Linked DNA regions of Homo sapiens: all the other regions are linked to region 4. A link is a loop called in an ENCODE intact Hi-C map of the cell type or tissue named here. Cell type or tissue: heart left ventricle. All regions are shown on one strand. Links, peaks and the distances in the headings refer to the core of each region. The heading gives the core; the rest is flanking DNA.

Evidence for each region. Hi-C counts contacts between places; a loop is a spot of excess contacts. Peaks named below come from ENCODE experiments on the same cell type or tissue, not always from the same donor. Only the 100,000 strongest peaks of a DNase experiment are listed, where the experiment ranks them.
Region 1: it touches region 4 in a loop (2.1-fold over the local background); 6 of 110 quality-filtered maps call a loop at or near these places.
Region 2: a loop joins it to region 4, with 4 times the contacts of the local background. A loop is called at or near these places in 15 of 110 quality-filtered maps.
Region 3: it touches region 4 in a loop (3-fold over the local background); 16 of 110 quality-filtered maps call a loop at or near these places.

Annotation. Positions count from the first base shown.
Region 1 is chr12:19,831,224-19,838,907 of GRCh38, forward strand. LOC105369682 (a long non-coding RNA gene) reads right to left here. Exons shown (of 4, transcript XR_931409.3): 4 at 307-734. Among named protein-coding and RNA genes, the nearest start is that of LINC02398, 180 kb to the right of the region's middle. In heart left ventricle, for the core only: no CTCF peak of the experiment used is centred there; no DNase peak of the experiment used is centred there; H3K27ac peaks cover 277 bases.
Region 2 is chr12:19,879,294-19,886,977 of GRCh38, forward strand. No RefSeq gene overlaps it. Among named protein-coding and RNA genes, the nearest start is that of LINC02398, 130 kb to the right of the region's middle. In heart left ventricle, for the core only: no CTCF peak of the experiment used is centred there; no DNase peak of the experiment used is centred there; H3K27ac peaks cover 2,834 bases.
Region 3 is chr12:19,889,380-19,897,063 of GRCh38, forward strand. No RefSeq gene overlaps it. Among named protein-coding and RNA genes, the nearest start is that of LINC02398, 120 kb to the right of the region's middle. RefSeq lists an enhancer at 5,444-5,553. In heart left ventricle, for the core only: a CTCF peak has its summit at 4,315; no DNase peak of the experiment used is centred there; H3K27ac peaks cover 796 bases.
Region 4 is chr12:19,775,121-19,782,804 of GRCh38, forward strand. No RefSeq gene overlaps it. Among named protein-coding and RNA genes, the nearest start is that of LINC02398, 240 kb to the right of the region's middle. In heart left ventricle, for the core only: a CTCF peak has its summit at 4,466; a DNase peak (open chromatin) is centred at 4,461; H3K27ac peaks cover 932 bases.

The sequences.
Region 1 (7,684 bases), core at 1,584-6,583, 56 kb after region 4:
TGCTTTCAGATATTACAGCAGAAAACTCATTATCGACTCCATTAGTATGATTAAATTTTTCTGTCTTGTATTTTACTCAAACTTCAGTATTTTGTTGAAATGCATTTTGTTGCATTTGAAAACTTCTATGACCTTCTTCCTACGTTTCTCAAGATTTGCTAGAGGTAATAGCCACAAACTTATACTATAGTTAAGAGAGAATATTTAGTTTTCTAAAAATAGTGTTCTATAAATGTGCTTTCAATGATTTAAGCACAGATACTTAGATTATATCTGTAGATCTAGGACTTCCAGTATAAAGGGAGAGAAGTTGCATATAATTTATTGATATTTTAGGATACATGTTTTTTCCAAATGACTTAAGCCTCTTAAATGAATGGAGGGAAAAAGCTTTTTTAGATGTTCCAGCTTACATGGCTCTTCCAGGCCTCAGCTGCATTTTTAGGTTAAGATGGCCCAGTGAGGCCTGGCTTGATGGAACCCTGTTTTGTCCAGCCACTCTCTGTCTCACTTCTACCCCCTCTGTCCCTAGTACTTGTACTGATGCTTCTTAGGTAAAGACCTTTGCACCATTATGTTCTTTGTCCCAGGAATGATCCTTCTTTTACTATTACCCTGCCTAAAGTCTTCTCAAGCCTCAGCTTCTCAGCCTTTATCTTACTTCTTGGGTAAGCTTTGTCTGATCCTCCACTCCATCCTCTAGTTGTTCCTCCTTGGCTCACTCTCATGATAACCTGTAGATTTAAGGAAAAGTACTTACTTGTCTATTTTCTGAAAAGCACACGCCAAACTATAATTAAATACTTATTTTTCTTTTTATATTAGTCTGTAAGCTCTGGAGGGCTTTTCTCTCCCCAGTATCCTATAGGCTGGTAGAGGTTTTTGTTTGTTTGTTTTTCTTTTCTTTTCTTTTTTAAATTTTACTTTAACTTCTGGGATACATGTGCAGAACATGCAGGATTGTTGCATTGGTATACATGTGCCATGGTGGTTTGCTGCCCCTATCAATCCGTCATCTAGGTTTTAAGTCCCACATGCATTAGGTATTTGTCCTAATGCTATCCCTCCCCTTGCCCCCCATCCCCCGACAGGCCCTGGTGTGTGATGTTGCCCTCCCTGTGCCCATGGGTTCTCATTGTTCAACTCCCACTTATGAGTGAGAACATGTGGTGTTTGGTTTTCTGCTCCTGTGTTAGTTTGCTGAGAATGGTGGTTTCCAGCTTCATCCATGTCCCTGCAAAGGATATGAACTCATTCTTTTTTATGGCTGCATAATATTCCATGGTGTATATGTGCCACATTTTCTTTATCCAGTCTGTCACTGATGGGCATTTGGATTGGCTTCAAGTCTTTGCTATTGTAAATAGCGCTGCAATAAACATACGTGTGCATGTGTCTTTATAGTAGAATAACTCATAATCCTTTGGGCATATACCTAGTAATGGGATTGCTGGGTCAAGTGGTATTTCTGGTTCTAGATCCTTGAGGAATCGCCATACTGTCTTCCACAATGGTTGAACTAATTTACACTGCCACCAACAGTGTAAAAATGTTCCTATTTCTCCAAATCCTGGTAGAGGTTTTAAAATGTGTATTATCCATCAGTGGGTTCTAGGACCTAGCACAGTATGCACATTCTGGTAATTCAGGGAATAATGCATTACATTTTTTTCTTGTCTTTCTAAAATGATTGAAATCCTTTGTGAAAAGGGCATGGACACAGCATGCAGACAAACATGAGAAGTAATTGGCACCCAGTAGTGTAGGACTTGGTGATGCTGACATAAAATATTGTGGGACTATGAAAGATTTTAGAACAAATTCTCCAGTCGAATTTTTAGGCGATTAAAAAATTTGTATTGGTGGCATGCAAGACACTGTAGGCAATGTAAAAGCAAATATAGTGCATTGCTCACCTTGGCATTAATATTATATAGACTGTGACTTTAAATTCACCTAATCCATTCTGTGGTCTTAGTGCATATTGTTTTGCATTCGTTTGTGCTTCACATCACAGTGTATTAAGTTCAGTATGAGTTAAGGGCAATAATGTGTCAAATTCCATTTGCATCCTTTGACTTTATTTTAAGTAACTGAGTAATAAAAATCCACACCAATGTTCAGGAGATGACTCTGGGGCATGGTTCTCCATAGTATGTCCTAAGGTGCACACGGAGTCTGAAACCTAGTGATATTGGATTCAGAGGATTTGAGGCTGTGGGCCTTATTTTTACAAAGGAGAGTGCAAAAAACCCAAAAATTTATAGTTGAAAAGTTATTTTATATATATATATTTTTCAGAGAAAGAGAGGAAACTCTAACCTAACTAGTATCTGTAGTATCCAGTTAGTTTAAGTGATGACATTTCCTTGGGAACTGGGAAAGGAAGACTAATAACAATGACGATTAATTTTATGTCAGCTTGGCTAGGCCACAGTACCCAGATATTTGGTCAAACACTGGTCTGGAGGTTGTTGTGAAGGTATCTGTTACATGAGATTAACATTTAAATCAGCAGACTTTGAGTAAAGCAGTTGGCCCTCCATAATGTAGGTGGGCCTCTTTCAGTCACTTGAAGGCCTCAAGAGAAAAAGACTGACCTCTCCCAGGGAAGAGGAATTCTGCCAACAGACTGCTTTGAGATTCAAGTTGCAATATCAACTCTCCCCTGGGGCTTCAGTCTACTGGTTTACCCTGTAGATTTTGAACTTACTGGCTCCTACAAGGGTGAGAGCCAACTCCTTAAAAATCAGTCATTCTCTCCACACACACATACACACACACACACACCCACACCCACACACACACGGTTCCATTTTTCTAGGGAACCTTGACTAATATACTAAGCATGTCTAAAATGACATCTCTTAACAGTTTTTGTGGTTTTGTTTTCATAACTGTCATTTAAAACTTTCTTTGTGATTTACATACAAATCTTTTTTTAAGTTTCATTTTCTCTAAATTTCCATGTTGACAGTTTAAAGCCAAAAAATTTATAAATCTCCAGTCTAATCACATTTCTAGAAACAAAACATGTGTCAGTAGTAAATCTTATGCAGAATAAAATTTTACCCGTGAGCTGAGTCACCCACCAGACAGGATGCACCAAACCCTACCTTGTGTCCTCTTTAACTTTAGAGTATACAACAGCACCTCCTACCTTGGTGTGTACCCAAGCACACAATGCCTTAAAAATAATTTGCAGATACAAGGCTGGTTTTTTTTTTCCCCAAAAATGTACTCATATTTCCTCTTTTATTATATAAATACCAGTTCAACCTTTTATGGTAGTAAGAAATAAACATTTTAAGAAGATCTTTGTTATTATTTATACAAATTCACAAACAGGACGATTAATTGATGAATTTCTCTGGGTTTCTTTAACTCCATGGTCTTGTATGTTGCTGTGGAGGATTCTAAAAAAAAACCACAAAAAATACAACAAAAATATACATTCTACTCAAAAGTGATTTCTTTAAAGCCACAACTAGTTGTCCCTCACACCATTCTGTGCAGGGCAGTGAGGTGAATTGCCACATCCCAGCAAGAACTTTTTTTTTTTCTTCCTGGATTCTAGAGCATCTATGAATTGCATCACTGAAAGTTTCCCCTTCCTCCCCTTCCTACCAGAAGAGTGGAGAAACAGTGAAAAATCTGAAGGTAGAATTCTACTTTCAGACTCATCCAAAGGAGCTTCTAATTTGAGAAAGGCCATCACAGAGAAATGACTGGCACTGAATAAATAACTGAGACCTCTGTCATTCTGCTTGCTTCCGATTAATAACAGCCCCTGCTAAAACAAGGATGCCTCCAGAGCCCAGGTTCAGCATCTATGCCCTCCTTCTCACTAACTATTTTACCAGCCCCTGTCTTGCATGAGGTCTGCCCCATGCTCTTTGTATCCTCTCCCTTGGCTTTCCTTTATTCTTTATGGTCCTGCTAAAAGACTGGAGAGAATGTAATCCAAAGATTTACCGAACCCTTACTATATGTCAACTACTGTTGTAAGTGCTTGGGTTCTATGAAGAGGTAGTATTTTCATGTCACTTTTACAGGAGAGAAATATTTAGGAGTTTGAATAAGCTCCCCCGGGCCACATATCGTCATGGCAGAACATAGATTTGAACCAAACTAGTTTGAGTCTAGAGCTTATATTATTTACTATATTACTGTATTGAGCATTACAATAAGTGCTGAGGTATAAATCAATGATCCTAGCTTAATGTGCTATTTTTTTCCTATCAGATTTGAATTTTATGATAATGCTGATGGGATGAGCTAGATGGGATTTCCAGATCCTAGAATGAGATTAGGTATCCAAGAGGTGCTCAGGCTTTTCACAATAATTCTCTAATCATATCTGTAGATTGTATCTTCCTTTTCTCTTTCTATTAGTTTTTGAATTAATAATTGATTTACTTTTATTTGATTTATAGCAGCATTTATTTTATCTATTGCATAACAAGTTTTCCTAGCTTCCAAATTTTTGACTTATAGCAAGTCTAGGATTTCAGAATTAGACAGTATCTTATTGACAGAGAAAGATAATTTTGCCAAAAGTCATTTGATGTATTTCTGTGGTTCTTGTCAGCTCCATGGGCCTCATAAAAGAAATCAGAAATCCACCCTTCAATTATTGGAGAAGCACACTGAGGTTTGAAGGGGTTTCTCCTGGAAATTAATAATTCCTGTTCTTGTATTACAGATGAGAGATACGAATCTAGAAGGTGAGGTTGATAGGGAAGTGCTGGGAAAGGAAGAGCGTATTGCCTTTAAATGATACCTAAGGGGGGAAGGGACGAGCTGGGTAGAGGAGGGCGTGGTCCCTGGCTAGGTCTCTACCCCTACAGACCTAGTTGAGGACAGGCATTTCCTAAGACCACCCTGGCCTACCATGTCCCCATCCTGGTCCTATAAAAACCCGAGACCCTAGTGCGCAGACACACAGGCAGCCAGACGTCGATGGGAGCACATCGGCTGAAGCAGACACAAGCGGCCGGTCCTTGAGAGCCTGCTGGCAGAAGAGCATGGCAGGCACAGGCGGGCCAACAGGCCATCCACTGGCGGAAGATGCGGAGGCTGGGGCAGTCAGAGGAGAACCTGGGGCTGCCGAGCAGCCCAACTCCAGGGGAAGACCATCTCACTTCTGGCTTCCCCATCCTGGGAGAACTACTGCCATTCAGTAAAACTTTGCACTTATCCTCCAAGCCCACGTGTGATCCGATTCTTCCGGTTCACCAAGGTAAGAACCCAGGATACAGAAAACCCTCTGTCCTTGTGACCAGGCAGAGGGTCTAATCGGGCTTACTAACCGCTAAACTAAGCACCCTGTAATACATGGGCACTGGGGCTTCAGGAGCTGTAAACATTCACCCCTAGACACTGTGGCGGTCGGAGCCCCACAACCTGCCTGTCTGTATACTCCCCTAGAGGTTTGAGCAGCGGGGCACTGAAGAAGTGAGCCACAGCCCCTTTGCAGCCCCGCGAGGGGGACAAGGGAATCTTTCCTCTTTCAAGGTGATGAGTAGAGAAGCAGTTACTACTGATAGTTGAGTGCAATCTTAAAAGGATGAACAGGGGTTCTCATTGTTCAGTTCCTACCTATGAGTAAGAATATGCGACGTTTGGTTTTCTGTCCTTATGATAGTTTGCTCAGAATGATGGTTTCCAGCTGCATCCATGTCCCTGCAAAGGACATGAACTCAACCTTTTTTATGGCTGCATAGTATTCCATGGTGTGTATGTGCCACATTTTCTTAATCCAGTCTATCATTGATGGACATTTGGGTTGGTTCCAAGTCTTTTCTAGTGTAAATAGTGCCGCAATAAACATACGTGTGCATGTGTCTTTATAGCAGCATGATTTATAATCCTTTGGGTATATACCCAGTAACGGGATTAAATGGTATTTCTAGTTCTCAGGGAACATCACACCCTGGGGCCTGTCGTGGGGTGGGGGGGCAGGGGGAGGGATAGCATTAGGAGAAATACTTAATGTAAATGAGGAGTTAATGGGTGCAGCAAACCAACATGGCACATGTATACGTATGTAACACACCTGCACATTGTGCACATGTACCTAGAACTTAAAGTATAATAATAATAATGAAAAGGATGAACAGGAATGAACAAAGTGGGGAAAGTAGAAAGAAACTTCCAGGAAGGAGCAAGGAGATGGAAGTTTGAAATTTCCTGGAGTGTGGCGGCAACTGTGAGAGGTTTGTTCTGGCTGGAAGTGTGGGGAGTGTTGGGGGTGGCACAGGAGTCAGGAGCAAGATAATGATATCTATTGCTCTAAAAATTGAAGGGAACTGTTAACAGATTTTGAGGAGGCCATATGGTGAGAGATGCCTTTGGGGAAGACTAGTCCAGCAGAGCCTTGGCAGTGGACTAGTCGGGGGACAAGGTAAGATGCGGAGAGAGAACCTATGAGGCCATAGTTGATGTCAGTTTGTTTGCTTGGCATCCTGCCTCGTTTTGGTATCAGAACCCTTCCCTTTTTGGCTTAGTAACTGCTCCTCTCCTACTCCAGTTGATTTTTTGGGAAAACTTCCAGTCACAGTTCCCTACTCCTGACTCTGCAGTCAGAGAGAGGCATACATTTCCTAGGCATGGGCAGTGATGGTGTCCCATCCCTAGGCACTCTGATCTGTCCAAGCAACAGTGTGTGACTGCAGTTAGGTCCATCAAATTCTGAGGTTAGGATTTTAAAATATGCTTATATGGAAGACAGAGGCATTCTCTTTCTTTTAGGATTTCTAAACTGAAATGACGAATACCTGGGTCTTCCTCTGGCTGTTATATTGGTTTCTTATGGCATTAGGAAATAAATACCACAAACTGGGTGGCTTCTAAAATAGAAATTTATTCTCTCGTAGTTCTGGAGGCTAGAAGTTCAAAATGAAGGTGTCAGCAGGGTGGTGCTCTGAAGGTTGCAGAAGAGGATTCTTCTTTGTATCTTCCAGCTTGGTGGGTTCCCTTCGATCTTTAGCATTTCTTGACTTCTAGATGCATCACTCCAATATCTGCCTTCATTGTCACATGGCCATCTTCTTCCCGGATGTCTCTTTGTCCAAAATTTCCCTCTTCTTAGAAGAATACCAGTCACTGAATTAGGGCCCATCCTAAGTTAGTATGATCTCATCTTAACTTGATTATCTCTGCAAAGACACTATTTCAAATTAAGGTTACATTTACAGGTTCTGGGTAGACGTTAATTTTGGAGGATGTGGGAGAGGACTCTGCAGCCTAGGACAGCCTTCTTTCCTGATGCCCAGGTAAACTGATTGCAGTAGGACAGAAAAACACCGTAGTCCTTATTGAAACAGAGACGGCAGGTGGAGAGAGTCCTGGTTACTAGGCACTGTGTGCTTAATTGCACTGGATCCCACAGTTATTCTTTTCGTTTTATGGACTACCCAACTTTCCTTCTTTCAGAAAATTTTCTCCCTTCCCGATTGTTTCCTTAGGCTATATTGAGTTAGGTTTCTGTTCCTTCCTACTAAAACAATTCTGATAAATACAGGGATTATTGCACCATTCCAGGTGGATAGAGAAGCAGATCTGAGACATGGCCGTTGTAGTAGAAATTGCTTCAAGAGGAATTAAGAAGGTGGACTTAATAGAGCTTGCACTCTGTTTAAATGTTTGGATTAAAGGAGAGGAATGAGTCTACAGTAATTCT
Region 2 (7,684 bases), core at 839-5,838, 100 kb after region 4:
GGGACAAACGGTGTGTACACAGAGACACACATAGACATAGACTGAAACACATATGTGTAACCATAGTGCCTATGTCTAATGGAAACATATTTATTATATGATTATTAATAATAGAAAAAGTGTTATATAATTATTAATAATATAACCAATTTTTAATATTGCATTGTTTTGAAAGGCTGAAGTGGAAGGATCACTTTGGCCCAGGAGTTCAAGACCAGCATGGACAATAATAGTGAGACCCCCGTCTCCACAAAAAATTTTAAAAAATCATCAAGGCATGGTGGCACATGCCTGTAGTCCCAGCTACTTGGGAGGCTGAGGTGGGAGGATCACTTGAGACCAGGAGTTGAAGGCTGCAGTGAACTATAATTGTGTCACTGCACTTCAGCCTAGGTGACAAAGCAAGACCTTGTCTCTAAGAAAACAAACAAAAAACAACCTCCTCCCCACCAAAAAACCCATTACATTTGATAAGATGACATTATTCCTACTTTCCCTTTTTCTTTTTCTTTTTCACCGAAATATTTGTTAAATATTTCCAGCTAAAAGATACCCTGCTTTAGGCATGTACAGTTACATGTATGTGCATATATGTTTTCTAGACCATTTTAGGAGGAAGTATTGAGACAAAGGTAAATGCAAAATCATTAGCATTCTTGGAGTTGACTTTTGTGTTTTTATTGTTCAAGCCTATGTGAGCAAGTTAAAACCAGGTATAGGTCAAGTTCACCTAGTAGACGAAGATAAAATTTGTGTGTGTGTGTAAAATATACCTGGTCTATAGGCCTCCCACACTGGTCATTTTTAGTTGGTGCACAAGCTTATTTAAGGAGATGATTTTCCTTTCTTGCCTCATTTTCTACATATGAGATCACTGTGCCTTATTTTCCCCACCTATGTGACCCTTTTCTGCTTTGTCATTTTTGACCTCAAGGCAGGAAGAGATAGTAATCAGAGAAAGAATTGAAGAAGGATTTTTGTGGCATCAGAACTTTTGGAGTTGACTTGATGAGTTCCAAGTAGTGTTTGACTTTGTACTAAGCCATGGGCAGCATATTTAAAATGCTATCACATGAGCTAGAAATTGCTGAGAGGCTCAACTTGATATTGGAATGGTTTAGAATTGCCTGTTTGATTTGGTGTCTCCTGGGTGATACTTTCTTTGCTTTTCCTTTTGTTCTTACTTTTCTTTGGCTTATACACCCTCTATCCTATAATATTACAATAACCTTTACTTAGACTGAGTGAGAAGAAATTTGTTAAGCAAGGCTAACTTTTCTCTCTGTTTTTATAACTATTGCTTTTTGCTTACTTTTACTGTAGAATCACTCTGGTCCCTATCTAATATAGCTAAATGGAGAATAATTTCCTTTTAAGTAAACTTTAAGACATGTTGAGTTAGGAAATACAGCAATGTTGATGATGATTGGGAAAAGGGAAAAGTCTTACATATGGAAAATCTAACCAGAGCTGTGACAAAATTTTGATCTGATTGAAAGAAGAAAAGAGAAAATTGTTCCAAATAGCAACATGATAATGAACAAACCTGAAGCATAGCTTCTTGCAAGTTTCTACATTATGAATAACTTGCACCATCTTATCTTCCATTGCTTCATTTTTAAGTAATACAACAGACAGAAAACATGCAGCAGGAAGGACTAAATACCTTTTGAGAGAATGCTATTTGCAGCCAAGTTTTGTAAGGCTCAGGCATTATAGATAGATTAGATTAGATTCAAATGTATAATTCACAGTGGCTTCTTCTAGCAACAACATCTAAATGATGAGACTCAGTTGTTGCTTCTAATAGTAAAGGCAAAGAAAGAAATAATTGGAGAAGAGGAGGAGAGAGAAAACAGTAGAATTTGCGGGAAAAAATAAGCCTTACATATGCCTTTTTACTTATGCAAATTTGGAAAATGGAGCAGAGAGAAATGAATTAGGCAGCTGTGTGCTGCATGGAATATCCTAAGTGATCTGATAAATATGTATGTCGTACTTTACCTACTTAACACAGTGTCGTTTCAAAACAAAAGTATTGATTGTATTAATGAAATTCTATTGTATTACGGCCAGAGAGGTGATTCTCTTACAAAATATAAAAGAGGCTGGGTGCGGTGGCTCATGCTGTAATCCCAGGACTTTGGGAGGCCAAGGCGGGCAGATCATGAGGTCATGAGATCGAGACCATCCTGGCTAATATGGTGAAACCCCTGTCTCCACTAAAAATTACAAAAAATTAGCCGAGCATGGGGGCATGAGCCTGTAGTCGCAGCTACTCGGCAGACTGAGGCAGGAGAATCATTTGAACCCGGAAGTTGCAGTGAGCTGAGATCGTGCCACTGCACTCCAGCCTGGGTGACAGAGAGAGACTCTGTCTCAAAAAAAAAAAAAAAAAAAAAGTAAAAGTAGTTTTGTTTTTAGGTTAGCAAACTTTCCTTAGCTTTTATATACATGCCCCCTCCTTGCAAATTCTGCCTGCGAGTATAACTGATTAATCAATAATACACTCAATAAAATATTTTTATCTTGTATATATCCACTGTTTATTCTGATTGCCTTACTTTGGTGAACATAGTAGCCATGATTGGACATTTTATGTTGTTGACACAATGATCTAGTTTTACTACATGAGGGTACTGGAATTTAAAAGGAAAATAGCTTTTAAACTCAACTTGAATCTTTATCTCCAGTTGATGCAAAAGAGTGTCCTGAGTGCTTTTTAAAAGTACAAATGCTCAATCTCTAGGACTCTTTCACTAAACCAGAAACCCTGAAAAGGTAGTCTCAGTATTTGCATGCTCCATAAGTGTGACAGGTGAATCAGCTGATCAGGTTCCACTGGGCTGGAAATGGTTAAGGGATCTCCAATGGCATCTCAATTGATTACTTCCTCTGAAAACTGTTTCCTTTAAACTAATTAGCAGCCATCTGACCAAGGCATCATATTTCTTGTCTTTTACCTGGTTTTGTGCCCAAGGTCTCTGATTCTCAGTCCCCTAGGGGACAGAAACAAGAGATAGAATACTGTGTCATGGACTTGCTTGTGTCAGGGAAAAGAAGAAGAACTTTCCTCGTATGCATTATTGTGAGTCTGTCTTTTATAAAACTACCGTGCTTCTCAAGTCAGTGAGAGCAGCATTCAGATGAGTTGTGAGGATTAGGTGGTGATAGCACAGATGTCTCCTCAGCTACCTCTCTCTTTATCTTTCACCAGTAATAATATAACAAATGATGTTTTCACATTTAAAGTCATGATCCCAGGGAGGAAATTCTCACTGCAAGCTGTTGCCAGACTAGAAGCCACTTGCGCCAGAACATTTTATAGTCCTCCTTGGCTCTCTGACCACTCTTGAGATGGAGCCAGCATTTTACTCTATTTTGACTTGGGTTATAATGATTGTTTTCCCAACAATAATTATAACATTGTATACCAATCCTTTTCATTGCTGGCAAATATCTTTGACTCTTGTAATGCTAGTAAATTATTAGTCTAGGTATTTTATGATTAAAAAAGTATGAATTAAATATACAACTTGCCTATAAGGGGTGTATAGGCTAATAAGAAAAATAAATCACACATTAGTAATTAAAACTGAAAGGAAAGTCATTCATGCAGTAAGGGAAGTACAAGGTAACTGCTATGGCGGAGTTCAGTTGAGGAATAATGTACTTCTAGCTGGGAGCAAGAGATTGTGGGAGACATTGTAGAGAAGGTGATTTGTGAATCTGACTTTGAAATAAATCTAAACGGTGACCTCTAGAGATGTGGTTGTTGGCAGACAGAGCAAAGTGGCAAAGGCACAGGAAGGGTGAGTATGGAGGCCTTTATAGGAGGACTATGAATAGTGCAGATTGGCTACTGGAGAGTGGGGTCCAAATTAAAGAGAACCTTGGTTCTTAGCTTACGGCATTCAGACTTGCTCTGTGGTTAATTGGAGAGGCAGTAAAAGTATTTTCACTGAGAAGCACATTGTTTTAGTAAGATTATTCTGGCAGCAAGAAGTAAAAAGGGAAGAGACTAGAAAGAGGGAAGATATAGTTGAGGAAAAGATTGTCTACCTCTTGTCATGCTTTAAAACTAAACTCAGCTGGTGTGACTCAAAGATTTTTAAAATTTACAGAGCAGTCAGGGAATTAACTCTCTTGTGGAAAATTCCATTAATGACAGAATCTGGCAAGATAATGTCATTAATAGTAGAGTCTTTGAATTTCAAGACTATATCCAGATGATGTTTCTGCTACTACTACTTCATTTTTCTAGGATACATTTAATTCTTTAAAGTGCTTTTACATTTAAAGTGTGGTACTGCATCCTCACTTTATTTCAACAATGTACAGTTAAGATAATAGCTCACTGTAAGTTGCGGCACTAAAGTTCTACAGGAAGTAAGTGGCTTCCCTGGAAATATCACTCGATTTTGCAACTTGTAACATTTCTCTTTTCCCATTATCTTTCCCTTTTCTAATTCAAGTGAATACAGGAGTGCTGGCTTACCTCAGAAGTAGTCATTAGTTATGTATAAATCCTCTTTTTACTCATTTAAGGAAAGACACTTTTCCTTGTGTATACAACCACAAGTTCTACCTTTTATTTTAGGAAATCAGACTCTTCAGTCATCTGAAATGGTTAAAAAAAAATGTCTGAGAAGGAATAAAGGCATACTTATCCTTGGGAATAGAAGTGTACATAAAATTCCAATTAAATTATTATGTGAAAAAATCCTTCTGCTCCTGTGTTTCTTCCTACATCTATAAGCTCTGTAGGTTTAAACATGCTTCCAAGAGCATTTAACACTGGCAAATTTAAATGCTGATGAGAGGTATTTGAGCTGATCTTTTTCTTCCTCACCGCGCCTAATGGATTACTAAATTTAAGTGCTCAGGGCATAGTTTTGCCCTCCTTTGTGGGTGCCTGGCTCTCATTGACGTCAGTGGGAGCCCTGTGTCTCTGTAGGGCAGAATTTGGCACTTCCATGTAGAATATTTTTAAACTATAAAATTGAATTACAAAGGTATTGCATCTGCTTTTTATATAGTCATTGTTTGGTTTATTAAAGAATGTTTCATAAATCTAGCCAATTCTGCAGGACCTACATATTTAGCTAAGCAAACTATTTTTAGAAATTACACAAAAAGGAGAGTGAACTTCCCTTTCAATTTAAAATCAGGGTTGCTTAGGACTGGATTTACAGAAAAGAGAACAGTATGCAGTTGAAAATAAGCTTATTATTAAACTATGCATTTATTTTTAGCAAACATGCTGGGTAGTAAAATTTAGTTTTGCATTTTCATTGTGAAAACACAAATGAAATTGGTAAACAAAATATTAAACAGACCTTACTACCAACTTAAACATACCATTGCCTCTTTTGTTTTTCTGATAGCATTGGTAGAATTTCATGGAGTATATTTATGGTGCCAGTGTCAGAATAAAGACAACTGAGGGTTCTTTCCGGTTACCTCTGGATCCCACATCTTTAGCCAAAATTTTTATTTTAAACCAACTTTCTTGTGCCCCTTCTTGCCCACCTCTTTCAACTCCAGTCCAGGGGTAGGGCAGGTGTTTCTGAGGGCAGAAGTGGATGGACACCAGCCCGCCTGGGCAGTGCTTAGCAAATAAAATAGAACCATGCTTTGTCCATCATTTGATGGATGCCACAGTCCCTAAGGTCCTGATCCTATCTCTGAAATTTGTTTTCTGAACAGGAGCAATGCCGAATTTTTATTTTTCCATGCATTTGTTGTGTGTCTGAGTAATTTTGATAGTGTATGGTCCTAGATAACGTGACAGGACTTTCACATCCACAGGTCTGCAACACTTTGCATCCTCTGTCATTGGATGTTATCGTCATTGACAGAATATATGTCAAACTCCTTGAGGTCTTTCTCATGTTGCAAGCTGCATTCTAACCCGTTAAGAATAGCATTTTTTGGAGGACTTGCTTTGAAATGTACAGAAAAGAACTCGTACTGAAAACCCTTGGGTTTTTGCTAACTGTGCGGTTTTAACTCTGTTCACAGATTTACCCTCTGAAATAGTATAATGCTCATAATTTTAAGTGTAAAGAGCACACACTTTTGGTAAAATTCAATGAATATCACCTGGAAATATTCGCCTTTGAATTCCAATACAAAAAACTTGAAGAAAAATGGTACCACTGGTAAAAATACTAACATAGGCCAATTCCAAATCTTGGGGGAGATGTAGAAAGTTCCCCTGATTTTGTATTTCATTGTTTTAAGTCTGCTTCTTTGGAAAACATGCCAGCAAGAGCACACTGGGGAGAGAGCCAGACATTTCTGTGATCCCAGCATGTTTGAATGTTGCTACGGTAGACATGAAAATAAACAACGAGAACCTCCTATTCCAAGTGGAAACATTTCTCTTCTTACTGAAAAATTATAGAACCCAACAGGACACAGTAGGAGATATTATAATTCAGCAAGACCGGGAGCACTTGGAATCCTTGGGCTTATATATCATTTTGTTCCACCTCTTCCTTTTATAGATGAAAAAATGGCAAAGGGGAGAAATTAAGTGATAACTGCACAGCCAGGTAGTGACAGAGTTGGGACTGAAGCTGGGTTTCCTGGCTCATTATTCCAGTGTGGTTTCTTCTTCAGTAGGCCTGAAAAATTTTTAGAAACTATTTTTCCCCCTTCCTCTTGCCCTTCTCTATGCCTTCCACACTCAGAATTCCAGCAGGTATCCCTGGTGATGAGGGGATGGGCTGGTGGCATTGCTAGTATTTGAATAATCTCTCCATGTATTGGCAGGAAAAAATTGAATTTTGCTTCTCTCTCCTCCCTCCCACCCTACCACGTTACTCTTCTCTGCGAATGTTTAAACAACGTTCTGGTATGGCCTTTGGACTATACCCTTCATGAAGTGTGTTTTATAACACACCAATAAACACTTGCCCAATGTTCTCTTCCTTTAAATCTCTTTTAGGTGACTTTGGAAAACTGAAAAAAATTGGCATTTTAACAAAATACTTCAGGCTGTTTACCCAAAGGTTTGACTAAGGGTGGAAATTTCTAGGTTCTGTCAGGTTGGTTGAAAGGACTTTTGAGCACAGTAATCATTTGGTATAACACAAGTCACAACAAAGGTGACTATTCTGTCCATTTGTAAGTCAAGCGTTGGCTTCTGTTTTCTGAACTTTGTTGAGACTGGAAGGGATGTCTAAAACACTCTTGAAAGGGACATTCAAGAGTGTTTTAGAGTTTTAGCATAAATGTCATTGGTGCATAAAACCCACGGAGGACCTATGTGCTCTGAAGGGCTTAACTCCAAACAAAGCAAAACAAACAAAAAGTGAATTTTAGAGTCACTGAGACAAGATCAACTTGTAGATATGTTCCCCTTCCTTATTGAGATATAACTTACGTAGAGTGAAGTGCCTAAAATGTAACTGGCTAATCTGTATACGTGTATACGTCCATGCAACCACCTTTCAGATCAAGATAAAGAATATTTCCAGCATCCCAGTAGGCTTGCTCATGGAAATACTTGTTAAAATGTTCTCACAGTCTTTTGTAACACCACTAAATATTTATAATGTTTATTTGGCTGCAGACGTTAATGTCGTGGTAGCCATATTTTTCCTCTTCCACTTTACCCTCTAAACTTAAAAGTGCACATTCTTTATCAACAATTATTAAGATAAGAGGAAGATGA
Region 3 (7,684 bases), core at 1,633-6,632, 110 kb after region 4:
TAACATCCTCTTGTTGATAAGATAGTATCTCATCCCTTGCTGTGAATAAAATTAAGGTGAATCTAATTGAATTGTTAGATGATAGTTCCAAATAATTTTTTATGATAGATCATTGTGATTTCTGCCATATAACCCAAAGGTCCAGAGAATTACATGATATTTCTATAATAGAACTCATTTCACTCTCATATACTTATTTATATGATGCTTATAAACATCTATAAAAGCAAAAACTAAGGCATAGAATTGATGCTGAATCTACTTTTTGTGATAAATAATATTCATCCACTTATACGTGAAATAAGTTTTTTAAAAAGGCTTAATCTAAAAAAAAAGGCAGACAATGGTGCAGTGCCTTTAAAATAATGAGGGAAAATGATGTTTAAATGAGACTATATAACTAGTCAGATTATAAATCAAGTGCCAATAAAGACATGTGCAAACAAAATGAATAAAAAGGCACATCTATCTTATTGAGGAATACATTTCTAATAATATTTTTACTTTTATATTTAATAATGATTTATCAAAATTTGTCAAATATTTATGTTTTAACCAATTGTGTTCTGATAATCATTGTAATGATAATTTACTGTAGAACATTTTTGGTAACAGGAAATAAATTTCCTTTACATCTCAAACATATTTTTGTTTCAGAGAAGTAAAAAAGTGTGATTGAAAAAAGACTGGGGAATTTTAGGATAAAATTCTATGGAAGAAAGGGAATGAAAACAGGAGTTCAAGAAAGAAAAACAAACTGTAGAATTTCTAACAGAACATGAGCATATATTTTTCAAATAAATGATTTTGAATTCCAATGGATACATTAAAAGAATGCTGTAGCAAGCATTTTTTTAAGTCAGCATTTATAATGTTCCTGGAAATTATATTCTTGCAAGTATTTAAACTATTTATGATATAAAATATAACATCATTGTAAAGACAAAATTGTACAAGGAAGTATACAGCTTTTTCAAAATTCTTTGAGGTATATTTGAGCAAAATATTTGAAGGCCTTGGAATAGAATCCAAAATCTTTAGCATGGCAGTGACAGTCCCATCTATGTTTTCAGCTTTTAATTTTTTATTATTATTCTTCACCTACCATAAATACTTGCCAGACTCTCCTACTTTCTGTTCCTGGAAAAAGTTCTGCATTTTTCATTGTTTGCACCATTATCTCCATGTGGAATGCCCTTTTCTTCCCCTTTTCCACTCTAAAAATTCTACCCATCTTCCAAAGGACATATGAAGAGCCTCTCTTTCCTGGAGCTATTCTTGGTTCTATCCTCTGACATCCTACAGCACTTTTCCTTTTATTTAGTGGTCATCTAGTTTATCCAACTTTACCTCTGTATTAGAATATTTGTGGTATACAGATGAATAAATTGTGTTCTTCAACCTTGACTAGTTCCCAATCTGTATTTGAAATCCCCATATTCAATGCAGAACAAAAATTAGAGACTTTTAGTCACTGCATATTGTTTCATGCACTGATATTGAGGTTTTTAAAAATTTCCTAACCAAAATAATTTTCTTCAGATTTTGTGAATCCAAACCTCCTATCAGATAACTTAACTACATTCTTTCTATCTATTTCACATTTACTGCTAACAAAGACTATAATCTGGGAAAAAATGGATTTTCACCAGATAATACACCAGCTGGTGTTTTCTGTTTTACTGGTGATGTATTACTCTGTAGCAAGTGTAGCAAGGTCTTACTTATTCTCAAAAACATGTAGATATATCCAGTGCTGGAAAAAAAAATCTAAATTAATTTAATAGAATAATATTTATCTTTGTGCAAAGAGAAAGTATATTTTACATAGAAAGATCTGAAATGCCTGTTTAAGAACTTGATGCACTGTAATACATTTTGATTGGGGTGTGTTTAAAAAACAAAGCAAAAAGCAAATAAGAAAAGGATGCTGTGCAATTAGATTGCCTCAGACATCAAAAACCTGTATATTTATGTTGTACTTGCCTACACAGAGGAACACTGACTTGCTTTGGACACAAATTCTAACAGTTGGGGTAAGTAGCAAACATGAGTGAGAAGAGACAGGCTATACTAGACAGTGAGCTCCTTAAGGGCAGGAGGTGTGTTGTCATTATCATTATTCCCATTACATATTTTAGAAACAGAAACAACCATTACATATTTTACCGTATTTCTTTCCAATACTTAAAACAACCCTGAAAAGCAGGCGATTATTAAAATGATTATTAAATCATTTTAAATTATTAAAGTGATTATTCTCATTTTACAGATGGTGCAGCTGAGGCTCAGATATGTAAAGTAACTTTTCCAAAGTGACACTTTAGAAATGCAAGATTGGAGATTCAAGCTTGGATTTCTGTTGACGGCCTTACTTCTGAAATACCTTGCAAAATTATAAAATGAAGAATAGTAGGCATTGTTTAAATATTTATTGAATGTTAAGAAAAAAAAAAAAAAGGCTGGGCATGGTGGCTCACGTCTGTAATCCCAGCACTTTGGGAGGCCGAGGCTGGCGGATCACCTGAGGTCAGGAGTTCAAGACCAGCCTGGCCTCCAGCCTGGGCAACACAGCGACTCTGTCTCGAGGAGGGGTGGGGGGAGGGGCAGGAAAAAAAAAAAAGCTTTGTGACAGGAAAGTTTGCAGGTCCTGATATGCTTTGGTTGGAAGAGGAGGCTCTATAGAAATAGCAGCAATAAGAGATAACTGCCCAGAGTTTTCAGGTTGGGTGGAACTCAGATTTTACGACCGTAATTGAAAGAATTCCTAAGCCTCCCCTAGTGAAATTTTTCTGTTAGGCACTTGGAAGTAACTGGCAGTTTCAGGGAAGCAATTGAGAAGGAGGTATTTCCTTTGCTAAAAGGATAATAGTTCAGCTTATTCTTTCTCATAAATGGAAAAGAAGGACAAGAGCATTTGGATTATATATAATTTGCATGTTACAGTACATAAATTGGTCACTGCCTGATGTGCAGTGATTTTTCCCCAGTTTCAAATTCTTTGGGAATGTGTTTTTATTCCCTGTATTTTAAACATATGTTGTGAAAGGGATTAGTCATATTATTCTATGACTTTGCTTCCCTGCCAGGCAATAATTGGTAATTGTTCAAGGGTAGACAACAAACTTGAGCTAGTCTAGTCATAGACAGGGTTACAATTTATTATCCAAATGGGGTCATTTTTTCCTCAACTTTTTATTTTGAAAAATTTCAAGTATACCAGAAGTATCAAAAGAATAATACAATAAATACAATATGCTGAATTACCTAGATTCTACAACTGTTAACGTTTTGTGACATTTGTTCTATAGCTCTTTCTCTATCGATATGTCCTTTTTTCCAATTCATCTGAAAGCAAGGTGCAGACATTATTACACTTTTTCCTTAAATACTGCAGCGTGTATTATCTCACAGACACAAAGAATATTCTTCTTCATAAGCCCAGTATTGCCATCACACCCAGCTATTCCCCAAACATTCTTTGTAGGTGTTCCTCCACTTCCCAGGATTATGTATTTCATTCAGTTATTATGTTTTGTATTCTTTTTAAATCTCCTTTTCAATATCATTTATGCAACTGACATTTTTCAAGAATCCATGATGATGATATTAATCCAGAACGTCCCACAATCTGGGTTTTTCTAATTTCTTTCTTATAATTAGCTCCAGATTAAACATTTTGGCAAGAATGCTAAATAGGTAATGTTATGGAAACAGGCAAACTTTAGAGACTGGGAGGGTGCATTATTAGTCATTATGCTGAAACTACAGGTATAAACTGGAATGTTGGGCCATGCTAATCATAGAACCCCACCTACAGCCAAAATAGCTAGTCTGGGAATTGGCACAGGATCTAAAATGGGCCAATAGGAGTTCTATTTTTTTTAAATATTTTAAATTGATCTGAGGAAAAAGGACTCCTACAGATTGTTGCTAAGCTGTTTGTCTGAAGCTGGGAAAGATTTAGATGTAGGTAGAAAACACAGTAAGAGGGTCCTGATGGCATTTGTCCTTTCATTTCAGGTTCTCTCTTAAAATCAGGTTCACCTTTGTTCTTTTAATACAATTTATTGAACATTTATTATGTGCTAGACGATTTTTAAGTGCTTTGCATGTATTAAATCATGTAATCCTCCTAACACAGTTCCATGAGATGGTTTTTATACTGTCCCCATTTTAGAGATGCCAAGGAAGGAAAGCTTGATTTACTTGCCAAAGATTTCACAGCCAAAAGAAGATAATGGAACCAAAAGAAGAATCCATAGCACATGATCTTGATCACAGTGGTAGGGTTACACCAGAAGGGATGAGACTCCACCTACTGTTTACTCTTGTGCTTAAACTAGTCAGCTTGGATTTTTGTCTGCAATCCCAGAGTCCAGGTTAATACACTTATGACTTCCAGTCTTCAGATATGAATGGATAAAACCCCCTTCTCAGACCCTGTTTTTGCCTCTTTTAGACACAGGCCTTCATTATGATTAGGAGCGTGCTCTTAATTAGGAGTTTTCCAACAATTTGTTTGTAAGGCCCTACAGGATATTACTGTAAGGAGTACATTAATAATGAAAGAATTTTGACAAAGACAGGGTTGAAGCTTTGATAATAACTGTTTAGTCAAACCTATTAAAACATTGAGGACATCAATTAAGAGGAAATAATATTCTACACATTGAACCTCTTTCACTATATTATTATCTAAAAGCAAATTGTTTTAAGAGGCTCTATTCTTAATGTGTTGGAAGACTGTGTACTCAGTTTTAAAATACAAAACAGAAGTTAGTATGAAGGAAGTGGTCTTCTTGATGACAGGGACAGATGACAGGGTATTGTGAAATTTTAATATGTAGCATGATTGGTTGTAAATTGTTCCCACATAGCTGAAGTAATTTGCAAATAAGAGATGATGAGTCAGATCTTCCATGGGTATGGTAATACATGCCAGTGAATAAAATCTGAAGTTACATCGGTATGATTTAATTTTGAGTTACATTGCTGTCAATTCATGTATATCAATAGAATCACTCCAAGTTTTAGGACTCCAGGTATAAGTTTTAGGATGTGTGTGTGTGTGTGTGTGTGTGTGTGTGTGTGGTGGTGGGGGGCTTCCTGAGGCTAAAGTGCAGTGGTGCAATCACAGCTCATTGCAGCTTCAGGTGTTCACCCACTACACCCAGCTAATTTATTTTTTGTGAGGACAGTGGCTCGCTATGTTGCCCAGGCTGGTTTTGGACTCCTAGCCTCCAGCGATCCTCCCACTTCCGTCTCCCAAAGTGCTGGGATTTCAGGCACGAGCCACGGTTTCTGGCCTGATATTTATGTTTTTAAAGATGAAATATAAAACTAAGATATCGTCCAGAGGCATAAGTTCTATACCCATTTTTATACTAACCATCAGTATCTGAGTATTTTTCACAATAAATTTGGAATCAACATTTGACTAAGAAGATTAAAGAAGAGTCACATATATGGGTTAAAGGAAATAATGTTTCTGTTGATAGAGCATCTTTACACGGGAGCTGTTGTCGCTTCTATTTTAAAGAAGGAAAGGTTGAGTCATCAAGCTACTTGTTTCAGGTCAGTTAGTAAACAGTGGATCTGAGACTAGAACTCGGGTTTTTCCCACTGCAGAGAACAAAGATTTCTGTCACATGCTGGTGTTTAAGAAAGAATAAATGGTGTAGAATGAGTAAAAGAAAGTAATCATGAGTGTAGCACAGGATTGGCGGTAAGCCTTGATTTAGAATATTTGCTGATGTAATAAATATGCTAAAGAAGGGTTAAACAGTGTGATCGTCCAGTTATTTTGATTTTATGTAATTTCTTTCCTTCATATGTAAAGAGAATCAAATATTAACGCTGGTACTGATATACAAAGGTGAACTATATTTCAACAAATATAGATTAGACTTTAGTATATTTGTAATACTGTATTACTGAAAAATAGCAGAGCTTAGAATATTTTTACACACATTTTCCCAGCTTCTTTTATTCCTAGGGGCATAGACATATGAAGTATTATGGTGCCAAGTTATATTTTTTATTTCTAGTGAATTTTTCCTTTGACTGTAGGCTAAGATATTTTAGTCAGACTTCATTTCTTTTAGGAATTGCTTTAGCAGACCTAGACTAATTTTCAAGAGTGGATTGAGTTATTTTTGAATACTCATGTCACATATATTTTCTCTTATCTGGTTTTTTTCGCTTAGTAGAAACAATTTGTCCTTCTCTTTTAAAGTCCATGAGAAATATACATTTATTAACCTCCCATACTACCCCCCCATTACATGTACATGCAAGTATAGATTTCATCTTAAATTAATCCCTCAAACGCTGCTATCAGAAAAGACATTTTAAACTGTCATAACAAGATCTTGCTGGTGACAGCAGACTTGGAGCAAGGCTAGAGTGTGATTCAATCATTGTTAAAAGTTCATGTTCCTCTCATTACATTCTTGCTTTTAATTCTCATAACCAGCCAGCAATGACAGATGAAAATATGAGCTATTTCTTTGTGTTGGCAAAATCACAATTCAAGAAGACATAGTTTCCTTAGTTATTTTTACAGTATATTGTTTATAGTACTTGATATGGTTAGATGAAAAAAAATCTACTCAAACTTTTTTTTAAAGATAAAAGGAAAAGCCTTGAAATGTTTAGTTACATAACCCTAATGAAATATTTTCTTCTGTCTGCATAGGTACAGGTTATTCTGATGGGATCCAGAACTAAATGAGGCATAAACCTCAAATATGTTTAACATTATGCTAGGTAGTATATATTTTAAAAATGCGTTTACATATGCTATAGATTATCTCCCTAGAAAATTGTTATATATATGTGTCACACATATGGTATTTTGCTTACAATTTAAGTTGTTTGTGAACCTTCTGATGCACATTCAGGGATCCAAATTAGGCACCACTGATCCATTAGCAACTTGTGTGGTTGCTATGGAAATGTTGGGTAGTGTACTTTTAAGTTACTAAGGCTGACTTGTATAAGGCACCTGTTTGGTGTTTTGGCTCAACCCTGATTGGAGTGGGGTCTCTCCTTGGTCTCTCTCTGTACCTGTATAAGACCCCTCTGCTCTCTCAAGCTGCTTCACTGGCACTATACACAGGGCAAATTCTCAAAACTTTTCTTCATTGTAATCACTTTTATTGAAAAATATCTTATTAATGGCAGTACATCAAAACGTGGCATTTATTTCCTCCTTCCTCCTCTTCTTTCTTCTTCTTCCTTCTTCTTCCCTCCTCCTCTTCCTCCTCCTCTTTTTTCTTCTTCCTGTTCCTCCTCCTCCTCCTCTTCTTCTTCCTTCTTCCTCCTTCTTCCTTCTTCTTTCCTTCTTCCTTCTTCCTTTCTCCTCCTTCCTCCTTCTTCCTCCTTCTTCCTCCTCCTTCCTCCTCCTTCCTTCTCCTTCTTCCTTCTTCTTCCTTCTTCTTCTTCTCCTCCTCCTCCTCGTCCTCCCCAGAGACAGGGCCTCACTCTGTCATTCAGGCTTGAGTGCAGTGGTGCGATCATAACTCACTGCAGACTTGGCTCCTGGGTTCAAGCACGCCTCTTACCTCAGCCTCCAGTAGCTGTGACGTGCATGCCATGACATCTGGCTCTTTATTTTTGTAGAGATGTTGCCAAGGCTGGTCTTGAACTCCTGGCTTTAAGCAATCTTCTTGCATTTGCC
Region 4 (7,684 bases), core at 1,635-6,634:
TGCATTGTGGTTTTGATTTGCATTTCCCTGATCATTCATGATGTTGAGCATTTTTACATATGTTTGTTGGCCATTTGTGTATCTTCTTTTGAGAATTTTCTATTGATGTCCTTAGCCCTTGGTTTTGGGTACTTGGTCATGAAATCCTTGCCTAAGCCAATGTCTAGAAGGGTTTTTCCAATGTTATCTTCTATAATGTTTATAGTTTCAGGTCTTAAGTTTAAGTCCTTAGCAAAACGCACCGGATTCGCGCCCTCCCCGGAGTTCTGGCCAGGAGGCTCTGGCTGGATTCCAGTTGTTACAGAGCTCGCTGGAGACTTCCTTCTCCCTGTGGCATTTTCCCCGCTCCTCTGGCCGCCGAAGGAGTCCTGTGGTGCCGGGCAGGAATGGGCTGCTTGGGGACCCAACGAGCTCCCAGAGCCTTTCCTGCTGCTTCCTCTACCCCTGTGTTTCGCTAGGCTCTCGAGATGGACTCAGTTCCAGGTAAGGTCGGAAACTTCTCCCGCAGACAGACCTTCAGTTTTCCCAGTGGGGGTGTGTGTTTGGGAGAGGAGGATCTCCCTTTCCTACTTCCGCAGTTGGGGGACTCGCTGTATCTGGGTTGTCTCCCGGGTCCTACAGGAGCAGTCCGCTTCCTTTAGAGGGCCTGTGGGTCCTCTCCGGATTCCTGGTTTGTTCTTGCCATTGATACGGAGCTAAAATTAATGATGCGAGCCTCCGCACCCTGCTCTGCCCGTACGAGTCAGAGCTGCAATCTAGTCCTGCCTCCTATCCACCATGATGATCCCTCTCCCAATTTTTTTTTTTTTTTTTTTTTTTTGCAAGGGAGTCTCGCTCTGTCACCCAGGCTGGAGTGCAGTGGCGCGATCTCGGCTCACTGCAACCTCCGCTTCCCGGGTTCAAGCTATTCTCCTGCCTCAGCCTCCAGAGTAGCTGGGACTACAGGCGCCTGCCACCACGCCCAGCTAATTTTTTTGTTTTCAGTAGAGACGGGGTTTCACGCTGTTAGCCGGTATGGTCTCGATCTGCTGACCTCGTGATCTGCCCGCCTGGCCTCCCAAAGTGCTTGGATTACAGGCGTGAGCCACCGCGCCTGGCCCCGCTCCCTATTCTTTATACGTCTGGTAAAATTTGGCTCAGAATCCATCTGGTCCTGAGCTATTTTTATTGGTAGGCTTTTTGTTACTGATTGAATTTTGGAACTCGTTATTGGTTTGTTCAGGGATTCAATTTGTTCCTGGTTCAGTCTTGGGAGGTTGTTATATGTCTAGGAATTATCAGTTTGTTTCAGATTTTCTAGTTTGTCTGCATAGTCATGTTCATAGTAGTCTCTGAGGGTTTGTTTTTATGGTTCTCTTGGGTCAGTGGTAACGTCCCCTTTGTCATTTCCGATTGTGCCTAATTGCATCTTTTCTCCTTTTCTTTTAGTTGTCTAGCTGGCTCTATTAATCATATTCATTTTTTTCAAAGAACCGATTTCTGGATTCATTAATCTTTGTATTTTGTGTGTGTGTGTGTCTCAGTTTTTTTCAGTTCAGCTCTGATTTTGGTTATTTCTTGTCTTCTGCTAGTGTTAGGGTTGGGTTGCTCTAGCTTTAGTTTTTCCAGTTGTGATATTCGGTTGTTAATTTGAGATCTAAGTTTTTGATGTGGGCATTCAGTGCTGTAAACTTTACTCCTAACATTACCTTAGGTGTGTTCCAGAGATTCTGGTATGTTGTATTTTTATTCCCATTAGTTTCAATGAATTTCTTGATTTTTGACTTAATTTCATTATTTACTGAAAAGTCATTCAGAAGCAGGTTGTTTAATGTCCATGTAATTTTATGGCTTTGAGTGATTTCCTTAGCATTGATTTCTATTTTTATTGCCCTGTGGTCTGAGATTGTGGTTGGTATACTGTTGGTTTTTTTGAATTTGCTGAGTATTGTTTTATGTTCGATTGTGTGGTCAGTTTTAGAATATGTGCCACGTGTAGACGAGATGAATATATATTCCGTTGTTGGGTGGGGAGTTCTGTAGATGTTATTAGGCTCATTTGTTCAAATGTTAAATTCAGGTCCTGACTATCTTTGTTAATATTCTGCCTCAGTGTTCTGTCTGATATTGTCAGTCGGGGGTTAAAGTCTCCCAATATTATTGTGTGGGAATATAAGTCTCTTTGTAGTTATCTAAGAACTTGCTTTATTAATCTGGGTGCTCCTGTGTTGGGTGCATATATATTGAGAATAGTTATGTCTTCTTGTTGAATTGAACCCTTTACCATTATATAATGCCTTTCTTTATCTTTTTTTGATCTTTGTTGGCTTACAGTCCTTTTTGTCTGACATTAGGATTGCAACCTCTGCTTTTTTCTGTTTTCCATTTGCTTAGTAGATTTTTCTCCATGCCTTTACTTTGAGCCTATTCATGTCATTGCATGTGAGATGGGTCTTTTGAAGATAGCATACCATCGGGTGTTGCTTCTTGATCTAGCTTGACACTCTGTGCCTTTTAATTGGAGGCATTTAACCCATTTACATTCAAGGTTAGTATCATATTTATGGATTTGATTCCGTTATCATGTTGATAGCTGGTTATTATGCTGGCATGTTTGTGTGGTTGCTTTATAGTGTCACTGGTCTATGTACTTCAGTGTGTCTATGTAGTGGCTGGTAATGGTCTTTGCATATTTAGTGCTCCTTTCTGAACCTCTTTTAAGACAGGTCTGGTAGTAATAAATACTCTCAGCATTTGCTTGTCTGAAAAGGACCTTATTTCTCCTTCACTTAGTTTGGCTGGATGTGAAATTTTTGTTGGAAATTCTTTTTTTAAGAATGCTGAATATAGGCCCCCAGTCTCTTCTGGCTTGTAGGGTTTCTGCTGAAAAGTGTGCTGTTAGCTTGATGGGGTTCCCTTTGTAGGTGACCTGCCCTTTCTCTCTAGCTGCCCTTAACATTTTTTTTCTTTCATATCAACCTTGGAGAATCTGATGATTATGTGTTTGGGAGATAGTCTTCTTGTGTAGTGTCTTGCAGAGGTTCTCTGTATTTCTTGAATTTGAATGTAGTTCTCTCTAGTGAGGTTGGGGAAGTTTTCATGGACGATATCCTGAAATATGTTTCCAAGTTGCTTGCTTTCTTCCTGTCTCTTTCAGGGATGCCAATGAGTCATAGGTTTGGTTTCTTTACAGAATCACACATTTCTTGGAGGGTTTTTTGTTGTTGTTGTTCATTTTAATTCTTCTTTCTTTATTTTTATTTGCCTGGGTCATTTTAGATAGCCAGTCTTTGACCTCCGAGATTCTTTCCTCAGCTTGGTCTATTCTGCTGTTAATATGCACAATTGCATTATGCAATTCTTTTTTTTTTCTTTTTAGACCAGTCCCCCATTATGCAATTCTTGTAGTGTGTTTCTCAGCTCTATCAGATTACTTTGGTTCTTTTTTATAATGGCTATTTCATCTAACGGCTCCTGTATTATGTGATTCTTAGGTTCCTTGGATTGCATTTCAATGTCCTCCTGAATCTCGATGATCTTTGTTCCTGTCTGTATTCTGAATTCTATTTGTATCATTTCAACCATTTCAGCCTCGTTAGGACAGTGTGGGCATTTGGAGGAAAGAAGGCACTCTGGCTTTTTTAATTGCCAGAGTTCTTGTGCTGGTTATTTCTCATCTGTGTGAGCAAGCTGATGTTCCTTTAACTGTGGTGTTGAGTACAGTCAGTTGACTTCCTTTCTGGATGTTTTCAGAGGGCCAAAGCTTTGTTCAGGTGTTTATTTGTAGCTAAATTCTTGTTTTTGATTTCACACGGTGAGTATATTAGCAAAGTATTTTTTGGTATTGATGTTTTGTGCTGTGATCCAGTAGGTGGCACTTAAGTGTAATGGCCGGTAGGTAGGGTCTTGCTCAGTTAACACAGCTCCCCTGTATTTCTTCACAATTGCAGTTGTACTCCCTCTCAGTGCTCTGAAAGTGTGGGTTTATCTCCCACTTGAGTGCTGGCTGCATGTCTCAACTTGGCACTCCTGGGCTGCACACCACAGCTCTAGGGTGATTTCTGGCTTTATGTTCCTTTCCCAGCTTTGAGGCAGCAGGGGAAGGGACTTCAGCGGTGGTTGTGGCAGAGGGTCTTTGATTTGTCTCTTTGGGCTCCAGCCCAGAAACATGCAGAGCTGCTATCAATCAGTTTAATTAGCCTGGGGTGGGGCAGCTGAACGGTGGGTCCACACTAATGGGGCCCCACCTGGTGATGAGCAGGGGCCTTGGGTGGGACCTGGGGGAGACAAACTGGCCTCTTCTCCTTAACGCAACTGCCATTCGCTGCAAGTGTGATTAAAGCACTCAGCGTCTTTGCTTCTTTCCTGGTCTGAAGGTAGCAAGGGCAGCACCACTACAGTGGCAGTGGCAAGGGGGTTTTTGGTTGCTTCTGGGAGCTCCACCTCAGAGAAATTCGAAGCTGCTGCTCCCAGGAATGTTCGGCCATGGGGTGGGGCAGCTGCTCTGCTAGCCTGAGCCGGGCTCTGCTTGTTAAAGAGCAGGAGGTTTGTCCACAGCTCACAGGGATGAGAGACTGGGCTCCTCTCCACTTGGTGTGCTGGAAGCTCGGGTGAAGCCCTTAGATTCTTTGTTTTTTCTCCAGACTGAGGGCAGCAGAGGCAGAATCATTGCTGTGGCAGTGGCAGGGGGGCTTTTGGTTGCTTCTGGGAGCCCCTCACCCGGGAAGAACAGCCCCTACCAGTGGGTATGCCTAACCATGGGTGGGTCAGCTGTTCTGCAGTCCCAAGCCGGGGGCCCTGCCTGGTGAAGAGTTTTGGGGGCAGTGGGGAGGGAGGGTGTCACAAGGAAGAGAGACTGGATTCCTTTTTGTCTGGTGGCTGCAGTATGTTGCATTTGCCAGCGTAGCTATTGTGCCTTCTGTTCCTTCCCCAACCTGTGGGAGGTTAGGGTGTTATTACTGTAGCTGCAGAGGCAGAGGGGTTGTGGGTTGTCTCTGGGATTTCCTCCCACCTCTGACTAAAGGGTTCAGGAAGGGGCAGGGTAGTTTTGCTAGAGTCCCAGGTTGGGTGGCCCTACCCAGTGATGAGAAGCTGAGAGAGAAGCCCACGTGGAGAACAATCCAGTCACTTTTCTGTGGGAGGGCTGCACTGTTCTGGGGAACTATGCCACTTCCTAATCACCGTGTACTCTCCAGACCAGAAGGCAATAGCAGCAGGATCTGGAAGACGCAAAAACTGTGGCCAGCCTCTCCCTCTGCAAGCTTCCGTCTCAGGGAAGTGTAGATCTGTACTAGCCTGAGAGCCCTGGTTGTGGTGAGTACAGAGTGGCTGGAGTCCCAGATAGATGGGTCCCACTCAGTGAGGAGAAGTGGGATCAGGGACCCATGTAAAAAACAATCTGGCCACTTTACCTTGGGTCAGTTGCGCTGTGTGGGGGATCCATGCCACTCCCTAATCACCACTTGCTCTCCAGAGCCTGAAGGCTATAGCAGCAGAGACTGCAAGGCAGCAAAAACTGGTGGCCGGACTCTCCTTCTTCACACTGCATCCTAGGGAAGTGCCGAGTTGCTACCAGCCTGAGAGCCCTGGTTGGGGTTGGCTGGAGTCCCAGGCTGTGGGGTCCCACCCAGTGAGAAGAAGCAGGACACATATAAAAAACAGTTTGGCCGAATATCCTTGATGAACGTTGATGTAAAAATCCTCAACAAAATACTTGCAAAACAAATCCAGCGGCACATCAATGGTGTATATACAGGGAGCTAATTCTCCATGATAAAGTAGGCTTCATCCCTGGGAAGCAAAGTTGGTTCAACATAGGCAAATCAATAAATGTGATTCATCACATAAACAGAACAAAAGACAAAAACCACATGATAATCTAAATAGAGGCAGAAAAGGCTTTTGATAAAATTGAACATCTCTCCATGTCAAAAGCCCTCAATAAACTAGACAATGAAGGAACATACTTCAAAATAAGAGCCATCTATGAGAAAACCACAGCCAACATAATATTGAATAGGCAAAATCTGGAAGTATTCTGCTTGAAAACAGGCACAAGATAACAATGTCCTGTCTCACCACTCCTATTCAGCATGGTATTGGAACTCCTGGTCAGAGCAATCAGACAATAGAAAGAAATAAAAGGCATCCAAATATAAAGAGAGGAAATCAAATTATCTCTCTTTGCGGACAGTATGATTCTACACCTAGAAAACTCCATAGTTTCTATCAAAAAAATCTTAGAACTAATAAACAACTTCAGTTAAGTTTCTGGATACAAAATCAGTGTAGAAAAATGGGTAGCATTTCTATAAACACACAACATCCAAGTGGAGAGCCAGGTCAAGAATGCAATCCCATTCACAATTGCCACAAAAAGAATAAAATACCTAGGAATACAGCTAACCAGGGAGGTGAAAGATCTCTATAATGAGAACTATAAAACTCTGCTCAAAGAAATCAGAGATAACACCAACAAATGGAAAACATTCCATGCTCATGGATAGGAAGAACCAATATGGTTAAAATGGTCATACTGCACAAAACAATTTCCAGATACAATGACATTGGTAGTTTGATAGGAATAGCATTGTATAGGACTAGGAAAAACTATTTTAAAATTCATACGGAATCCAAAAAGGCCTAAATAGCCAAGGCAATCCTAAGCAAAAAGAATGAAGTTGGAGGCATCACATTACCCAACTTAAAACTTTATTTCAGGACTACAGCTACTAAAACAGCATGCTACTGGTACAAAACAGACACATAGACCAATGGAACAGAATAGAAAGCACAAAAATAATGCCACATACAACCATCTGAAATTTGACAAAACCAACAAAAACAAGCAATGAGGAAAGGGCTTCCCATTCAATAAATGTTACTAGCTAGTTGTGTAGTCATATGCAAAAGATTGACATTGGACTCCTATCTTAATTAAACCACATACAAAAATCAAGATGGATTAAATATTTAAGTACAAAACTTAAAATTATAAAAACCCTGGAAGATAACCCAGGCAATATCATTCTGTACATCTGAACAGGCAAACATTTCATGACAAAGATGCCAAAAGCAATTGCAACAAAAGCAAAAATCGACACATGGGATCTAACTAACTTAAGAACTTCTGCACAGCCAAAGAAACTATCAACAGAGTAAATGGACAACCTACAGATGGGGAGAAAATATTTGCAAACTATGCATCTGACGAAGGTCTAATATCCAGCATCTATCTATGAGGACCTTAAACAAATTTACAAGACAGAAACAACCCTATTAAAAAGTGGACAAAGGACATGAACAGACACTTTGCAAAAGAAGACATACAAGTTTTTTTTTCACATGTGCCCAACAAGCATATGAAAAAAGCTCAGCATCACTAATCATTAGAGAAATGCCAATCAAAACCATAATGAGATACCATCTCACACCAGTCAGAATGCCTGTTATTAAAAGTCAAAAAAATAAGGCCAGGTGCAGTGGCTCACACCTGCAATCCCAGTGCTTTGAGAGGGCAAGAGGGATGGACCACTTGAGGCCAGGAGTTTGAGACCAGCCTGGTCAACATGGTGAAACCCTGTCTCTACTAAAAATATAAAAATTAGCCTGGCATGGTGGCACATGCCTGTAATCCCAGCCACTCAGGAGGCTCAGGCATGAGAATCACTTGAGCCTGCAGGGTGGAGGTCGCAGTGAGCTGAGA